Linked DNA regions of Homo sapiens: region 1 is linked to region 2. Evidence: chromatin loops called from intact Hi-C (ENCODE). Cell type or tissue: heart left ventricle. All regions are shown on one strand. Links, peaks and the distances in the headings refer to the core of each region. The heading gives the core; the rest is flanking DNA. Region 1 overlaps OSMR-DT (OSMR divergent transcript). Region 2 overlaps OSMR-DT (OSMR divergent transcript).

Region 1 (2,924 bases), core at 193-2,692, 50 kb before region 2:
AAGCCTTGGAGACACTTTCAAGATAGTCTGGGAGCTGGGACCACAAACAAGGTAGATGAAAACAGGTAGCTGGGGGCTGAGGATGCACAGCTGGGTGACGGGGTAAGAAATCCTGCTACATTATAGCTACTGGGAGCATGGCCTTGGGAGGTCGACTTCCTGGGTTTGAATCTCACCTTAACCACTTCCTAATGGTGAATTCATGGACACAGATATGAAATGGGCTAATACTAGTAGCTGCCTCAAAGGGCTGTGCGAATTAAATGAGATATATAGAAAGTGCTTAGTAAGTATACATAGTGAGCCCAGCAATAAATATTTGCTGTTATTTCAGTAAACGAGTTTTTGGATGAAGCTCTCAAGTCTTTCTGTCACCCTCATTGCTGCCTGCTTCCTACAAGTATGGTGAATTGGCATGTTTGGAGTGTGTGATATGTGGACCCACTCGTGAGCAAGCCAGCTTTGCCCTGTGGGAGAAGGAATACATGTCAAAGGAATAATGCTGGCCGGGCATGGTGGCTCACGCCTGTAATCCCAGCACTTTGGAAGGCCAAGGTGGGCGGATCACAAGGTCAGGAGATCGAGACCATCCTGGCTAACACGGTGAAACCCCGTCTCTACTAAAAAAAAAAATACAAAAAATTAGCTGGGTGTGGCGGCGGGCACCTGTAATCCCAGCTACTCGGGAGGCTGAGGCAGGAGAATGGCGTGAACCCAGGAGGCAGAGCTTGCAGTGAGCCAAGACTGTGCCACTGCACTCCAGCCTGAGCAACAGAGAGAGACTCCATCTCAAAAAAAAAAAAAAAGGAATAATGCTATGACTTGTGACTTCTTCCTTGGGACGTGAGGGGGTGTTGAGATAATTCACAGCTACTAAGCATCTCCTGAATGCTTGCCAACACAAAATGTTGGGGTCAGCTTGACCTCCCTTTGCCCATGGTGAAGAAAGAGCACCTTTCTTGAGAGGAGGACTCTCCCCCAGGACACCACCCTGTGGGCATGGCATGAATGGTCTGGTATGGCAGGATGGACCAGCAGTGTACCTAAGAATGCCTGTCCCAGGTGGGCTGGCTGGAACAGTACAAAGGGTAGAGGCAGGATTGGAGAGCCTCTGCTCATCATGGCCAAAGAGTGGGCTGTCCGCTGCAGGTCGCAGAGGAAGAGCACAGGGAGCTTCTTTGGCCTCCTAAATAGAAACTGCTTCTACTTGCAATTAATTCATCCTCACTGCTCAGTCTTTGGAATGGACGTTTAGAAGCCAGAGATACTTGAGGGTGATTTTCCCAGACTTGGTGCATCTCCTAGGAGGTGATCCTGGTTGGAGGTCAGGCCAAAACGACTACTGGGAAGTGAATTCTATCATGACCAGTGGGAGCCAAGGAAGCACTTCAGAATGAGAGCACTCTGTTGTTTTGTGGCATGAGGGAACAGTCAAGTAGGGTTGATTTGGGGCTGGAATTAAAGAGAAAGGAGGTTTGGGACCAGACCTTGTAAGATGGTCTCCCTTTTTTCCTGTTTCTCAATCATAGATTACATGTTACAAACAGCCTGGACTCTGAGACTTGGAGCAGAGAAAAGCAGGTCCCTGGATATTCCTGGCAAGAATTATAATAACTCACAGAGGAAGAGATTTTGTATCACAACAGGGAGTCTCAAATTAGTCAAAGACTTGGAATGGTTTTCTGATAAATGAAATGTAATCAATTATGGTGACTTCTTTTGGGAATTTTATTGACTTCTTCCTTCCTCCTTGTTTACTTTGGATTGCCACTTGGGTCAAGTGTGAAGTTGTTGATCTTACCCCATCAGCCTGGAATATGTGTGAGCACATCCATGGCCATGACACAGAACACAAATGGCCTGATATAAAATGTGGTGCTAAGTATACCAAATAGCCAAAGAGGTACAAACTGACAGTCATCTTGAGCTAATAGGAAGTGATATTTTATTTTTTATTTTATTTTATTTTATTTTTTATTTTATTTATTTTTTTTTGGAAGTGATATTTTAAGTGACGGTTTGAAAAAGAATATGGCAGCACTAAATGTTGAAGCAACCACAACTCTCCTTTATGGCTGGTGGGAATGTAAATAAATGAGAGCACTTTAGAAAACTGTTTGGCCATTTCTCCTAAGGTTGAACATGTGAATGCCTTATGTTCCAGCAATTCCAGTCCTATGGCGTGTATCTGACAGAAATATATACACGTGCACAAGAGAGATGTACAAGAATGTTCATAGCTACACTATTCAAAAAAGCCAGTATATAGACACCTGTTTTGCACAGCTTCAAAATCATCCTGTCCTGATTTTTGCAGGCGTTTGTTTCTTGCAAGTGTAGTCAGTGATGCCTTGCCTGGGGCCTGCACCATACTGATTTCCTGCAGTGCAGCTTCTTTGACTTGGGATTTTCCAGGGCAACTCATGTATGTGCAATCTAGAACAAGAGAATTTTGCTGGTGGCATCATCCTTGACCAATGGGGGGCAGGAGCAGATGGACAATGGACAAATGTTTCCATTGTCCATGTTTCCATGGTAACATGGCTGGTGGTAACATGGCTGGTGTAAATGATCCTATGGCTGATTTCAAGCTACCATTTAACACGTGGCCCACAGCATTTCTGAATACTTTATCATTGGCTCTTGTGAGCCAGTATGATCTGGCTCAGCACACCACCTGCTCTAACCAATAGCTGCCATGTGAGAAAGTGGTTCCAGTGTGTCCTCATCTTGGATTTTTTTTCAAGGGGAGCCAGAAATCTGGATTTGCATGTGAAAACTCCTGATTTTTAAATTGTATCAGCTAGTTCAAATTTTTCAAAATCACTTGACAAACCAAGAAAAAAAAAACCCAACTACATCTGCAAACTAGATTTAGCCTATAAAATGCCAGTTGTTTTTTTTTTTTTTACCTTTGATGTACA
Region 2 (2,924 bases), core at 282-2,781:
AAGAGTGTAGAAGGACTTGAGTTGCTGAGTCTTCCAGCCTTCATCTTTCTCCCGTGCTGGATGCTTCCTACACTCGAACATCAGACTCCAAGTTCTTCAGCTTTTGGACTCTTGGACTTACACAAGTGGTTTGCCACGGGGTCTTGGGCCTTTGGCCACAGACTGAAGGCTGCACTCTCGGCTTCCCCACTTTTGAGGTTTTGGGATTCGGACTGGCTTCTTGCTCCTCAACTTGCAGACGGCCTACCGTGGGATTCACCTTGTGATTGTGTGAGCCAACACTCCTTAATAAACTCCCCTTCATATATACATCTATCCTATTAGTTCTGTCCCTTTAGAGAACCCTGACTAATACACAACATCTTTCTAAAGTCAGGCTTAGAAATTCTAATCCAGTAACTTAAGATGTTTCCTTTCTCTGATAACAGAGTTGATTCATATCTGGCTTCTAAGCCACCATTCATAGGTATAGTCAAGAAAAGACCACCAAAAACAAGACCAACCAATCCACCTCATTTTATGGTATGGGTTTCAAATTCCAATGACCTCAATTCAAAGGTAAATTTACAAAACTTCTGTAAAATACATGTACTATCAGAAATGGGTTCTCTGCCATTGGTGAGCCGACAGCTATATGAGCCTGTGTCATGTTCAAGATGCATAGAAAAAGACTGTTTGCTATTAGGCCACGGAGAACAGCATTAAGTTCAACATATATTGATCCATGTTCAAGTAGTTTCCTTTCTGCTTCTGGAAGCTGGTTAATTTTTCTAGTTATGATGCCTAAAATTACGTTTTCCTTGAAAGTGCTATCTGGCTCCTGATTTTCCATCTTGAGCCTTATATTCTCCTTCCTCCAGGTTCCAGTGCCTGTCCAGGTCTTCCTCAGACATGCCAGGGCTCACTACAACTTTTGTTCAACTCACCTGAGTGCAGCCATCTTTGGCTGACAGGTGACTCTACTGTTTACCAAATATTTCTAGTTCTTCTGGACACATGGTAGGATTGCCCTTCCCTGCCCCGCTTTGAAAATAGCTGGGTCAAACGTGACATGATTTGACCAATGAAGTGTGTGTGTGGAAGTGACATATTCTACTCCCAGGTGGGAGTATTAAGATCTAGCTCATTATTTCCTCTGGATTTACTGTTGTCTTTTTTTTTTTAGTGGGGGACAGAGTATCACTCTGTCCCCCAGGCCAGAGTGCAGTGGCGCAATCTCGGTTCACTGCAAACTCCACTTCCCGAGTTCACGCTATTCTCCTGCCTCAGTCTCCCATGTAGCTGGGACTACAGGTGGCCGCCACCACGCCTGGCTAATTTTTTGTACTTTTTTTTAGTAGAGATGGGGTTTCACCCTGTTAGCCAGGATGGTCTCGATCTCCTGACCTCATGATCTGCCCACCTCGGCCTCCCAAAGTGCTGGGATTACAGGTGTGAGCCACCGCGCCCGGCCTACTGTAGTCTTTTCTTCCACTAAGGCAATACGTAGAGGTCTAGATAAAGGCTTCTCTGTTCATCTGAATCATGGAATGAAGAATGCTAGGAACTCAGCCCCCAGCTGACCCTGACGGATGTGTAGCATAAACAAGAAATAAGCTTTGCTGTTTTAAATCACTGAGATTGAAATTTTTGTTAGTGTTGTCAGAGTATACATAATCCATGATATATGTGTACTTGTTTACATATATAAACGTATCCTCCCCCTTCCCATCAAATTTTAAGATAATTTAGCAATCCAGAAAGACACACCACATTTATCTGGTGACTGTGTACACTGCCCATAGTTTTTTCCCAATTTGAGAAGCATAGAACTAGTTGTTCTTCAGGATCCCTTCAAAAGCTAGCGTTATGTCATGCTATGTATGAGGAGAGAACAGGCACCATGTCACTTAACTAAACCAAATACAATTAAATTAATTTGATTGGAGAGCTGTTCTATCTGATTGTGGGGCAATTGATTCGATTGCTATAGAGTCCATTGGATTTGGTTGTTAGCGTCTCAGTTGTCTTAATGAGGGGATCGGATTGCACAGTGATCCCACTGATTGTTTTGGCAGTTGGCCTACCAACTGTTGGCCAGTCAGCCAGAGCCACAGTTTGACCCCAGGACAGGATGTAAAATTAATTTGCTTGAATGCAACGTTCAAGCATTTTTCTTGGTAAGCTGGTATGTGTCAAGTACTATCATATAATAAATTATACTTATCAACTGCAAATATTTAAAATTTACATTCTTCCTTGTATACATGCCACCAAGAACTCTAAATATTTTACAATGCTATGCACTGTGGGCCAAGCTTAAGTTTTAAACTCTGTGCAGACCTCCGCTTCTCTGAAGAGCTTCATTCCAACATTCCTTAGGGTCAAAAACTGACCATTGCTTGCCATTAATAACAACTGATTCTGATTCCATCATTTAAAATGAAACTATTTATGCAATGGTGGAAGAATGAACTCTACACTCCAGGAGACCAATGATTTGTCTATTCTATTCACTATTGTGTGCACTCAAACAATGCCTGGGCTTGTTGTAGATGCTGGCTACCTATAGTATCTGAAGATATTGGATGAATAAGTGAATAAACAATTAACTAATAATTCAGAAGCACCAAAATTTCTTAATTTCAGCTATTTTCTAGAAGTGAGGAAAGTGCTTTTCTGAATATGTGAAGCAGTATAACAATGATTAAATGTTTTGACTTGGGAGTTAGTTGAGTCTGAATTTGATTTCTGATTGTGATGTTGTTGCAGATTGCACTTCACAAAGATGCTTACAATGACATTTCCCATTCCACACACTCTTTCACAATATGGACTTGATACTCACCCATCCTGAGATAGTCAGTTTCTCTACTCTTGGTAACCTGAATCTGGGTCAATCTTTTGATTAAGTTTGAGCAACTTAATTCAGCAGAAGTGATGAT

The links. Peaks named below come from ENCODE experiments on the same cell type or tissue, not always from the same donor. Only the 100,000 strongest peaks of a DNase experiment are listed, where the experiment ranks them.
Region 1: a loop joins it to region 2, with 2.0 times the contacts of the local background. A loop is called at or near these places in 1 of 110 quality-filtered maps.

Annotation. Positions count from the first base shown.
Region 1 is chr5:38,713,367-38,716,290 of GRCh38, forward strand. The region is part of intron 3 of OSMR-DT (OSMR divergent transcript); the gene reads right to left. LINC01265 (long intergenic non-protein coding RNA 1265) reads right to left here. Exons shown (of 5, transcript NR_104631.1): 3 at 2,274-2,436. Among named protein-coding and RNA genes, the nearest start is that of LINC01265, 5.4 kb to the right of the region's middle. In heart left ventricle, for the core only: no CTCF peak of the experiment used is centred there; no DNase peak of the experiment used is centred there; H3K27ac peaks cover 955 bases.
Region 2 is chr5:38,763,456-38,766,379 of GRCh38, forward strand. The region is part of intron 2 of OSMR-DT (OSMR divergent transcript); the gene reads right to left. It also overlaps the pseudogene LOC100132789. Among named protein-coding and RNA genes, the nearest start is that of LINC01265, 45 kb to the left of the region's middle. RefSeq lists a silencer at 1,872-2,166. In heart left ventricle, for the core only: no CTCF peak of the experiment used is centred there; no DNase peak of the experiment used is centred there.